Linked DNA regions of Mus musculus: region 2 is linked to region 1. The links are chromatin contacts, found by Hi-C or POLR2A ChIA-PET in ENCODE. All regions are on one chromosome and are shown on one strand. The core of a region is the stretch at or near the end of the contact, and the rest is flanking DNA. Distances in the headings are between cores, read along the strand shown. Region 1 holds the start of Gpatch4 (G patch domain containing 4). Region 2 holds the start of Iqgap3 (IQ motif containing GTPase activating protein 3).

Region 1 (5,860 bases), core at 3,143-5,642:
GGCTTTTTGATGGCTATTGAGAACAAAGAGCTTCTTTCTGGCTGTATTTTTAGAGATCAGGGAAAACAAGCTTGGGGGAACGTTTAGGGGCTTTACTTTTCAGGGAGAAATGCTTTAAGTCAGGGTCTCACATTATAAGGAAAGGAAAGGTGATGGTGGAGGGGGGGATCTTGAGAGGGACGAACAGGCAGGTCTACCCATTTAATTAAGTGGTTTTGAAAAGACTCAGAAACAGTGCTAGATGATCATGGTCACCAGAGCCCAAGTTGTCAGGGACTTGAGGCTACCAGGAAGGGTCCAAGGCTTGAACATGGTGAGCTAGGAAGGAGGAGAGAGAAAGGCTAGGTGAAGGAGTGGCTACCTGAAAGACAGATGGTCCTGCCAAGCTCATCTGAGCCCCAAACGGTTTACAGAGAACACCAATGAAGTCCCCAGGGCCAGAGACCCCATCCATGGGATTTACATCATTCATGGAAGCATAGGACGCAAAGTGCCAAGGTGCTAGGTAGACCGGTGGCTGTTTCATCTATATAGTGAGCTTGGCTGGCATCTGTGCTCCCAAGAGGAATGGGTCCCAAAAGTAGGAAAGGATGGTAAGAAAGACATAAAGAGGGCTTGGAGCCCTCTGCTAGGTGTTAGGGTCCAGGTGCCCTCCTTGGATTTCTGGCACAGCACAATGTTAAATTGCTGGGGCAGCTTAAAGAGATGGGAGGTAAAAAGAAGACAGTCTGACTTCAGCTGACTTACTCAGGACCAAAGGGGAATATGGCTCTGTTGTTCTTCCCCCACTGCACTTGCTGACTCTCTGTAACTGTTGCCTCCTCTTTCACCATACCTGGCTGTTGGGGGGAATTCCAGGCTGGGAAAACCATCTCCACCCCCAGCATAACTTTTTGATGGAGAGAAATGTACCCTCCTTAACCTGGGAGATAACGATCCACCCTTGAGACAGGCTTGATCAGATCCCCCTGTATTGTTCTATCATGGATGACCTCTGTGAACTGTCCTCAGGCTTTAAGACTGTCAAGAAGCCCTTTAACACACAATCTGGCTTTAAACAGTTTTGTGTTAGCATCTCCAGCTTGACACAAATCTTGCCACATTTGTCTTCTGGGGACTTCCTGGGGCTATTTTGAGTTATTTACCTTCTGATTTAGCAAGCTGTAAGATGGAATGTTTTAGCCTTGGAGGTCAGAAGATGGCCAGAAGAGGGTTAATTGTCCTCTAGAAATAGATAGTTGATGAGCTACTAAATGCATGCTGGGAATGAAATTCAGAACCAAGGTCCTCTACAAGAAAGACAAGGGCTCTTAACCACCCAGTCATCTCTCTAACCTTCTTTCTATGCACCTAACTTTTTTTTTCTTTTAAAGATAGGATCTAACTATACAAGTTTGACTGTCTTGGTACTTAATCTGTAGACCAGAGAGGCCTTGAACTCACAGAGATCTGCCTGTCTTTGCCTCTTGAATTCTGGGATTAAAGTCATAAACCACCTTGTCCAGCAATTTTTTTTCTTTTTCTTTTTCTTTTTCTTTTTCTTTTTCTTTTTCTTTTTCTTTTTCTTTTTCTTTCTCTCTCTCTCTCTCTCTCTCTCTCTCTCTCTCTCTCTCTCTCTCTCTTTTCCTCTTCCTCTTCCTCTTCTTCTTCCTCTTCCTCTTCTTCTTCTTCTTCTTCTTCTCCTCCTCCTCCTCCTCCTCCTCCTCTTTCTTCTTCTTCTTCTTCTTCTCCTCCTCCTCCTCCTCCTCTTTCTTCTTCTTCTTCCTCTCTCTCCTCTCTCTCTCCTTCTTTCTTTCCACATAGTCTTTTTACATACCTCAGGCTAACCTAGAGATTGTAGCCATCCCCCTGCCCCAGCTTCCCAAGTCACGTGGGATTATAAAGTATGTCCCATCATGCCTGATTCCAGTAGAAAAGAAGGAAATTGAGAGCCTGTCTGTAAAATCTCAGCAGTAAAACCCACAATGTGTGACTGGGCTTGGTGATGGGGAAAGGTAGAGGCAAAAGATTGCTACAAATTCAAGGCTAACATGATTTACAAAGTAAGTTCTAGGCTAGCCAGGACTATGTAGCAAAACTCTTTTGTTCATAAAGCAACAAGGAAACCAATAGAGAGGCAAAACAGCAAGGATAAAGGCAGAAGGATCGATTCTTTAACAACTGGGCTCCACATGACCTGTGATCCATGAGCATGGGCTTGGCTCTGCCCTTAAGACCGGTTTTCATGTAACCAGACTGGCCTTGAAATTGCTGAAGAGCTAAGTATGACTTTAAACTCCTGATTCTCCTGGTTTCACCTTCCACGTGCTATGAACACAGGCATGCACACATGCACACCATAACACACACCAAGCATCTGTGATACCCTCTGCAAACACCTAGAGCTGGATCTAAGGACATGCTGGCCTTGTCTATTCCTTTTTGGATTAGAGTTCATGACCACCGTGAAAGAGCACAGAAGCAAACAGGCAGACACAGCACTGGAGTAGTAGCTGAGAGCTCATGTCTGATCCACAGGCACAAGACAGAGAGAAAAGTATTGGGAATGACATTGGATTTTGAAACCTCAAAGTGACACTGCTCCTCCATCAAGGCCATGCCTCCTAATCTTTCCCAACAGTTCCACCACCTGGGGACCAAGAATTTAAACATAAGAGCCTAGCGACATTTGTACTCAAACTACTATAGGAGGTGCTATAAAAATGTATTGGTTAGCAGGATAGTGAGATGCTCCTATTTGCCTGTGGTGATTTGAATTTGAATAGGTTTGGCCCCCATAGAATCATGTGTTTGAATGTTTGGCCCAAAATGAATGGCAATATTAGGAGGTGTGGCCTTGTTAGAATTGATGTGGCCTTGGCAGAGGATGTGTGTGTCTCCCATGATTAAGCTCTGCTCAATGTGGAATTCCAGTCTCCTCCTGGCTGCCTGCAGAAGGCAGTCCCTGTCTCCTGCCTTTGGATTAAGATGTAGAACTCTCAGCTCCTCCAGCACCATGTCTGCCTGCAGGCTGCCATGCCTCCCACCACGATGATAATGAACTGAACCTCTGAAATTGTAATCCAGCCCCAATTAAATTTTTTTTCCTTAGAAGAGTTGCCTTGGTCATGTTGTTCCTTCACAACAATTAAGACACTATCCTAATATGGGCCTCACACAAATGATACACAGATGTGACCAGATAACTCTTTTGTTACAAAAGACTCCCGTTCTCTTGACATGGTCAGGGTAGTAGGATGATTTTCAGAATTCACCCATTGCATCTCTGTTTCTGCTATCATGGGTTTTGTTTTGTTTTGTTCTGTTTTGCTTTTTTAAAGATTCATTTTTAATTATGTGTTTCTGTGAGTGGGCCTGTGTATATGTTTATAGATACCAGCAGAGGCCATGGGTCCCCAGGAGTTGGAGTTTACAGGTACCTGTGAATACCCAACATGGATACTGTGCATCTTTTTTTGTTGTTGTTTTTGTTTTGTTTTGTTTTTCGAGACAGGGTTTCTCTGTATAGCCGTGGCTGTCCTGGAACTCACTTTGTAGACCAGGCTGGCCTCGAACTCAGAAATCCGTCTGCCTCTGCCTCCCGAGTGCTGGGATTAAAGGCATGTGTCACCACCCAACATGGATACTGGTAACTAGACTTGGATGCTCTTGAAGATCCCCCACTGTAATTTCTTTTCTTTTTAATTAATTGTTAAGGATGTAATTTTATATGTGTGTGTGCGTTGCCTGCATGTATGCATCTGCAGTTCAGAAGTTAGAAGGTGTTGGATCCTCTGGAATCCATATGGGTGCTGGGAACTCAATCTGAAACACTCTTAATGGGTTAGCTATCTCTTCTGCCCTCAGTGTATTTTCTTTATTATATCCTTTGCCGTAATTGCGTTCTAGATAACAAGCAAATGGCTATTCCCATATGGGGAGGCAATATGAAACGCTCTTTTCCCTTGTTTTTGGGCGGCCGGCCGGCCGCAGAAGCCTACAACTGCTGGTGGGAATGGTGTACTTGCAGCTCCGGTGCCCTGGACCCCTTTTCGTCTCCTCTTCTTGGAGCAAGTCTACATGCTCCTCCAAGTTAAGGGTCGAGTCTTAAGTGTTCTTGTGTTCCCAGTACGAAAGGGACAAGGTAGTGTGCAACCAGTGCTGATCCCGCTACGCAGAGCCTGAGTGTCCTTGCCTCAAGGGAGGCACTAACTCCGGAAAGCTCAGGATAGGGTCGGGGGTGGGGGTGGGGGTGGGGGACCCGAAACAGAGGTTAGGGCGGCGCATTGGCTTCCAACAACTGCAGGAAGGAAACTAGCACCCAGCCTGGAACTCAGTTTCCGTGGCAAACATCCAGGGGAGTGGCTACTGTCAGGACGTCTCTATGGTTTCTGCATCCTAGAAGGGCCAAAGTTCACTTCCGGGAAGATGGCTGCACCCAAGTCGGGTGTCACACGTGCTTCCACGGAGAGGACTGTACACTGACGGTAAGGAGCTTGCTTTCCCCAGGGGCGGGAGCAAGGGCGAAGATCGGAGAGTAGTTCCACCCTGCTGACTCTGTGGCTGCGGGGCTTGGATTTATAACCGGAGGAAAAGGCGGCGGCTGGTCCTCTAGGCTGCTGCAAACGGGTGGCTCTGGACATCCCTGGAAACTGGCTGGAAAGGAGACCGCGTCTCAGTGTACTTGCAGCCTTCGCAGATCAGGCTGCGTCTGCCCACGCCGGCCCATTGCAAGTGCGTTAAAAAACGATTCCTACTGTGTCACTCATTTCAGTCCAGAAACGCTGAACGATTCTCAAGGGCTGGGAAATAAAGCTTGCCTCCGCCTTCCGGGAAGTGTGGTTTTGAATTACTGTGATGAGAAATAGAATGTGGGGAAGGCTTACAGCAGAAGAAAGAAGCTGTAAAGGTACAAAGCAGTGAGTTGCTCATGAAATGCTTCACTACCAATCCTGGATCCACTACTTGCCAGTTGTTTGGTGTTCGAATTAGCAGTGTTCGATTTCTTCTTTGTAAATTAAGGCTAAGTAATACCTTCTTATAAGATGTTGGCAGGCATCAATGAGACAATCCATGTGAAGCAGTTAATAGCAGGTTCGTGGTGAGTCAATGCACTACAAGTGTGGGGTATGATTATTCTTACTGTTAAAATAGTCAGAAATAATTTGGTATTTATAATAAGTGGTATTTGCATGGTGACCTCAGCATCTAAATTTTACTTCTGTTTCCATTTCAAGAAGCAAGGTAGCACCTGGGAGAGAGGCAGGCCAGTGTAACCCAGGCTAGCCAGGCTAATTAGTAAGCCCTCAAAAACAAAAAAAATCCAAGAAGACCACTTCTTTTTTTTTTTTAATTTTTTTTTAATTAGGTATTTTCCTCGTTTACATTTTCAATGCTATCCCAAAGGTCCCCCATATCCACCCCCCCCAATTCCCTACCCACCCACTCCCCCTTTTTGGCCCTGGCGTTCCCCTGTACTGGGACATCTAAAGTTGGCAAGTCCAATGGGCCTCTCTTTCCAGTGATGGCCGACTAGGCCATCTTTTGATGCATATGCAGCTAGAGACAAGAGCTCCGGAGTACTGCTTAGTTCATATTGTTGTTCCACCTATAGGGTTGCAGATCCCTTTAGCTCCTTGGGTAATATCTCTAGCTCCTGCATTGGGGGCCGTGTGATCCATCCAATAGCTGACTGTGAGCATCCACTTCTGTGTTTGCTAGGCCCCGGCATAGTCTCACAAGAGAGAGCTATATCTGGGTCCTTTCAGCAAAATTTTGCTAGTGTGTGCAATGGTGTCAGCGTTTGGAAGCTGATTATGGGATGGATCCCTGCATATGGCAATCACTAGATGGTTCATCTTTTTGTCACAGCTCCAAATTT
Region 2 (5,902 bases), core at 2,845-5,344, 39 kb after region 1:
ACCCCCCCCTCAACCCCCACTTTTTCTCTTTTACAGAGAGGGGGCAAAAGGGTTTCTGCTTTTCAAAGATATTTTCTCTGGAGTTGGGGATTTGGCTTAGTGGTGGAGAAAAGGGAGAGAGGATGAGAGGGAGGAAGGGAGGGTGGGAGGGAGGAAGGGAGGGTGGGAGGGAAAACTAGAAAGAGTTGCTTCTGAAAACACATAAAATCCCGACTTCATAAGGCTCCCCACCTTGAGGCACTCCAGGCTGTCACCTTGAGGCTCCGGACTGTCCCCTGCACAGTCTTGGGGACCCCACTCCAGGACCTCTTACCTCTGTCTGTCCTGTTTTCTCCACAGTGGCCTTCTGGAATGGTTCTGCTGGCTTAGGTTACTTCCCAGCAGCCTTGAGCGCAGAACTGTGTTACCAGACACCTGGCACTCTCCTTTCCTCCCAGGTAATCCTTCGAGTGACAGCTGTGGTAACCTATCTTAGTGGAGGACCCTAATGGTGCTCAGACATAGTCACCTAAGACCTGTTTCCCTTCCTGCTTGGCTGCCCCATCCCTGCGGACACACCTTCCAGTTCCTTCAAATAATATATCAAACTACCATGAGACAGTCATCTGTTCTTTCCCATCCTCTCTTCTTTTTTTTTTTTTTTTAAGATTTATTTATTATATGTGAGTACACTGTAGCTGTCTTCAGACACCCCAGAAGAGAGTGTCAGATCTCATTACAGATGGTTGCAAGCCACCATGTGGTTGCTGGGATTTGAACTCGGGACCTTTGGAAGAGCAGTCAGTGCTCTTAACCACTGAGCCCCCATCCTCTCTTCTTAATTTAATTTAATTCTAAGGTAGGTTCTTGTGGTGATCTTCTTTCCTTCTTTCCTTCCTGAGTGCTGGGATCACAGATTGTGCCACCAAGCCCTGCTCCGTCTCTCCCTTTCAGAGAGAGACATGACAGACCAAAGAACTCCATCTGCTACAGGGGGTGACTACAAGCTTTTTTTTTTTTAAATTATTATTTATTTTATGTATATGAGTGCACTGTAAACTCTGTAAACTCCAGGTTCTGTTTGATGTGTTTAATGAGAGGACAGGAGGCCCCACAATCACCAGGAATCTCTAACTCACCAGCTCACCAACCCATGAACCTACCACCAGTGGCTGCAACTAAACGAAATTTGCCCCTTTCCCCATTTGCCTAGGAAAAAGCCTTTTTAAGTAGAAGGGCCATTGCCAGAAACAGACTCCTGAAGTAGATGCACTGACCATAGTTGCAACACAGGCGTTTGCGCAGGCCTGGCACCCAGGGCCATCTCTGAGCTCCAGACAGGCTGAAGCTTCTGCTCTGGCCTGGCTTTCAGAGGTGCTAGCACAGCCTGTCCAGGCCAAGTAGGCCACAGAGTGGTCCCATACTCAGTAGGCTTTCCTTGAGGAAAATAGGGGGCGGGGGTGGGAGGGCCTGAAAGTGTTCTCAGCCAAGGTCCTAAGGGGCTCTCTCCCAGATCCTCTGTCATTCTGAACCAGCATCCAGTTCCCTTCAGTGCCACACCCACCATGTCCTCGAATCTCCTTCCACATCACTGACAATACAAGCAGCACCAACAATCAACGTGGTCACGATTAACACATACATTTCAATGATAACTTTAAATGCCAGTGGAATCAACTCTTCAAAAGACACAGACTGACAAAAGCCAGGGGCTAGAGAGATGGCTCAGTGGTTAAGAGCACTGACTCCTCTTCCAGAGGTCCTGAGTTCAATTCTCTGCAGCCACATGGTAGCTCACAACCATCTGTAATGAGATCTGACACCCTCTTCTGGTGTGTCTGAAGACAGCTACAGTGTACTCTTATAAATAAAATAAATAAAATTTAAAAATAATCAAACAAAACTCCCCAAATCCATCTATCTGTTACTGCCAAGAAATGCATCTTAGCTGTAAAGATAGGCACTGCTAAAAGGGTGGACAAAGTACTCCATCAAACAGAACCAGGAAGAAGCAGGTATCAATATCCTAATAACTGACAAAACACCTCAAACTAAAACAAGTCAAAAGAGATAAGGGGGACACTTCATCCTAACCAAAGGGACAATTAACCAAAGAGATGTCACTATTCTAAACCCAGCTCTGCGGTGCCCAATTTCATTTTTAAAAGTCTACTACTGTATTTAAAGACAAATTATCTTCAATCCATTAATAGCTGATTTCAGTACCCTTCTTGTGTCATCTGGACAAAAAATAAACAGAAACACAATTCATTGACATCATACATCTAATGGACTTAACAGACATCTACAGAACATTCCACTCAGCCAGGCATGGAAACTTTTCTAAAGTAGACCATATCTGGGACACAAAACAGGTCTTTATATATTCAGGAAGATGGAAATAACTCCTTATATCCTATCAGAACACAATGCAATAAAACTTGAAATTGACACCAAAAATTTCTAGTCAATATGCAAACTCATGGAGATTTAACAACTCATCACTGGAGTTAATGAAGAAATCAATCAATCAATCAATCTCCCTGTAACTAAACCAAGGACACCTCTGGCACACATGGAAAGCAGCCCTACAGGGGGAATCTATAAGATGCCTGTATTAAAGGATCAGAAAGAATGGCTCCAGAAGTTAGAGAGACAAGAGGAGCTAAATAAAGAATCCAAGGCCAGATGGATTCACAGACGAATTCTACCAGACACTCAAAGAGGATCTATAGCCAGTCCTTCACTATTACAAAAAAGAAAAAAGAAAAAAAAAGAGCTTGCCTGTGAGAGATTATCTTGGCCATGTTAATTGATTAGGTAGACCCTTTTTAATTGTGGGTGGGGCCATTCCCTGGACAGGGGACCCTGGAGTATACAAAATGGAGAAAAGGAGCAATTTCATATATGTGTATAAAGTGTTGTCATATTTATTCCTCATATTGTGTCATTTGAAATATTTCTGTATAGAAGGAATATTATCTCTATAAATAATCTTCACATTGACTTTGTTAGTTGTGTAGGAAGTCTTTTGTTTGTTGTTTGTTTTTCAAGACCCTGTTTCTCTGTGTAGCCCTGACTGTCCTGAAACTTGCTCTGTGGACCAGAGTTGGCCTCAAACTCACAGAGATCTTCCTGCCTCTGCCTCCCCTAGTATTAAAAGAATGTGCCACTCCAGGAGAAGTTTTTTTTTTTTTTCTTTTAAAGATTTATTTATTTATTTATTTATTTATTATATGTAAGTACATTGTAGCTGCCTTCAGACACACCAGAAGAGGGCATCAGATCTCATTATGGATGGTTGTGAGCCACCATGTGGTTGGTGGCTCAGAAGAGCAGTCAGTGCTCTTAACTGCTGAGCCATCTCTCTTTTTTTTTAAAATGACTTATTTAGTTACTTTTATTTTATGTGCATTGGTGTTTTGCCTGCATGTATGTTTGTGTGAGGATGTCGGACCCCCTGAGGCTGTAGTTGGGACAGTTGTAAGCTATTATATGGATGCGGGGAATTGAACCCGAATTCTCTGGAAAAGCAGCCCGTGGTCTTAACCGCTGATCCATCTCTCCAGCCCCAACCCTTAGCTGGCGATTTCAACCAGACTCCATGGTGGCGGGACCTCCTTTCCCTTCCCACACCCTTTTAATTAATCTGTTTTTCTGTCCTGCTCAAGATCAGCTGAAGCCTTCACTAGGAAGGTCTCTGCCTCCACTGCAGTGGATCTTTCCCTCTGTGCGGCATAGACCTCCAAGCTTTTGACTGTGCTATCTGTTGTTGCTGTAACAGCACTAGTCTAGAACATGTATATCCCTGCATTTGTCATCTAGTTCAGAGTAAAACACCAAATAGCACACAGGGAGGCCCAGGAATTCTATAGGAAGTAGGACAGGTTAGTGAAAGGAAGGGCAGCTGCAAGGACTATTTGTTAAAAAGCCAGATGAGCAGCGGGGCCTTAGAGAAAGCAAATCAAGAAACTGACCTAAGCTAGCTCACGATCTCTAAGAGGAACTACAAAACCCAGGGTTCCCTGCGGCACGAACGGGAAGCGTCCCATCCCGGCGTGACCGCAGTGAGGGGTGGTGTCCCAGCGGCGGGAGATTCAAAACTGGCAGGAGAAGGAACATGGAGCCGTGCGCGGCAGGCCGAGCTCGGACAGCCTGTGAGTGCGGGAAGGATCTGAGGGTGGAGCGGGGTGCTGCTGGCGGGGCTTGGTTTTCGCGGGATTGGCTGCCCGGAGCACTGCTCCCCCGGGAATTCGCCGAAGTGTGCTCCAGGTAACTGAGCTGCAAACCCTTCAAAGGGCGCACTCCCTTTTTCCCAGTTTCTGGGGCTCCAGGGTGGAGGAGTCTAGATGATCTAAATGGCCCCTTAAAACTCAGCAGTTACTGTATTTGCCAAAAAGTGCCACGGGACGGGATTCCGCATTGAGACGCTGCCTCCCAAATGACTTGACGCCTGATCACCTGGACGCTTTTTTAAAATGCAGAACCCGGAGGGCCGGTTTGGCAGCGCACTCCAGTAATTCCAACAGTTGCAAAGTGGAGGCCGAAGGTCAAAAGTTCATGGTCATTGTTAGCTACATAGTATAGAGAGGACAGCCTGGGCTACCTGAAACATGGTAACTCGGGCTGAGAAAAACTCGGGTTGGTGGGGAGGGTGGAAAGGATTCCACCTGACCATCTGAATGAAAAACAATGTCCATCCACCTCATGAAGGAACGGAAGCTCCAGGAAACCTGTTTGTTTGTTTGTTTGTTTGTTTTTGAGACACTCTGGTATGTGGGCGTGTGTGCAGGCAGGAGGCTAGCGCCTCCCTTGCTCAAGGCCCCTCCCATTCCACCTCGCTGAGTTCCCAATTCATAACTCTGAGGTGATGTCACTCACTTACTGGTTTATTTTCCATGCTTCAACAACCAACTCTTGTTCCTTTGTAAACTCCCTCAGAGCAATCAGGGGATTTTTCTGCTGTTGGCCAGCACTTTCAAATCTGTATTTGGAAGCGTGTGTCTGTTGAACTGCCAATTCAAATAAGCCCAGCCCTTCCTGAAGTCATACTGCAGGATATCCAAGATGAGGAAATGGGATAAGGAATAAAAATGACTGGAGTGCCCAGTCAAAGACAGAGAGACCATGCTGTCTCTTGCGTATTCTCTGAGCTCGGTTGTTCGTTGCTCCTGTGCGCAGCTGTCCCGTGTTTATGTTTATAGTGTGTTCCCCATGAAAAACATAGAGAGGTAGTAAGACTGTGGCTAAGGCAAAATAGGAGTACTCCGTAGCCCAGAAAGGTCTGGCATGAATGAATGACTGCGCTAATGGTTGATGATGTCAGCCATGCTCCCAAGGATGACAGTGAAGGGGGTTCATGAGAAAGATGGGAAGATGACTGGCTGCATAGGAGACAAGGAAATGTCTCTGGTACAGAAGGCTGCAGGATGCTCCCTGATAATGGGTACACTGGGAAGAACTGGGGCACGGAGAGGGTTTCTGTGCTCTGAGGGGACTGCTGAGGGAATATGTTCAGAGCTGAGGTCCCTGTCTTGGTTTTTGGTTTTTTTATGATCCATTTTTATTTATTTTTTATTTTTTGGTTTTTCGAGACAGGGTTTCTCTGTGTAGTCCTGGAACTCACTCTGTAGACCAGGCTGGCCTCAAATTCTTGTCTCTGAAGATTTTTTTTTCTTTCTTTTTTTGTTGAGACAGGGTTTCACTGTATAGCCCTGGCTGTCCTGGAACTCACTCTGTAGACCAGGCTGGCCTTGAACTCAGAAATCCGCCTGCCTCTGCCTCCCGAGTGCTGGGATTATGGACATGCACCACCACTGCCCAAGATCCATTTTTATTTATGTGCACGTGTCTGTGTGAATATACACCTTGTGTGTATGGGTGCCCACAGAAGCCAGAAGTGGGCATTGGTAGTTGTGAGCTG

Evidence for each region. A loop is a pair of places that touch in the nucleus more often than their neighbours do. ChIA-PET counts read pairs that join two places held with the same protein, here RNA polymerase II (POLR2A).
Region 2: a loop to region 1 is called in a map of heart, with 2.3 times the contacts of the local background. The contact joins the promoter of Iqgap3 here to the promoter of Gpatch4 in region 1. A Hi-C loop is called at or near these places in 3 of 37 maps with a recorded cell type or tissue (heart, mouse embryonic stem cell and mouse trophoblast stem cell). POLR2A ChIA-PET finds 5 or more read pairs at or near these places in 4 of 5 experiments (Patski and embryonic stem cell).

Annotation. Positions count from the first base shown.
Region 1 is chr3:88,038,714-88,044,573 of GRCm38, forward strand. It overlaps Gpatch4 (G patch domain containing 4), which reads left to right and starts at 4,393. Exons shown (of 8, transcript NM_001110809.2): 1 at 4,393-4,466.
Region 2 is chr3:88,077,957-88,083,858 of GRCm38, forward strand. Iqgap3 (IQ motif containing GTPase activating protein 3) reads left to right here and starts at 4,095. Exons shown (of 38, transcript NM_001033484.1): 1 at 4,095-4,136. The coding sequence starts at 4,100. Ttc24 (tetratricopeptide repeat domain 24) reads right to left here and starts at 348. Exons shown (of 10, transcript NM_172526.3): 1 at 314-348.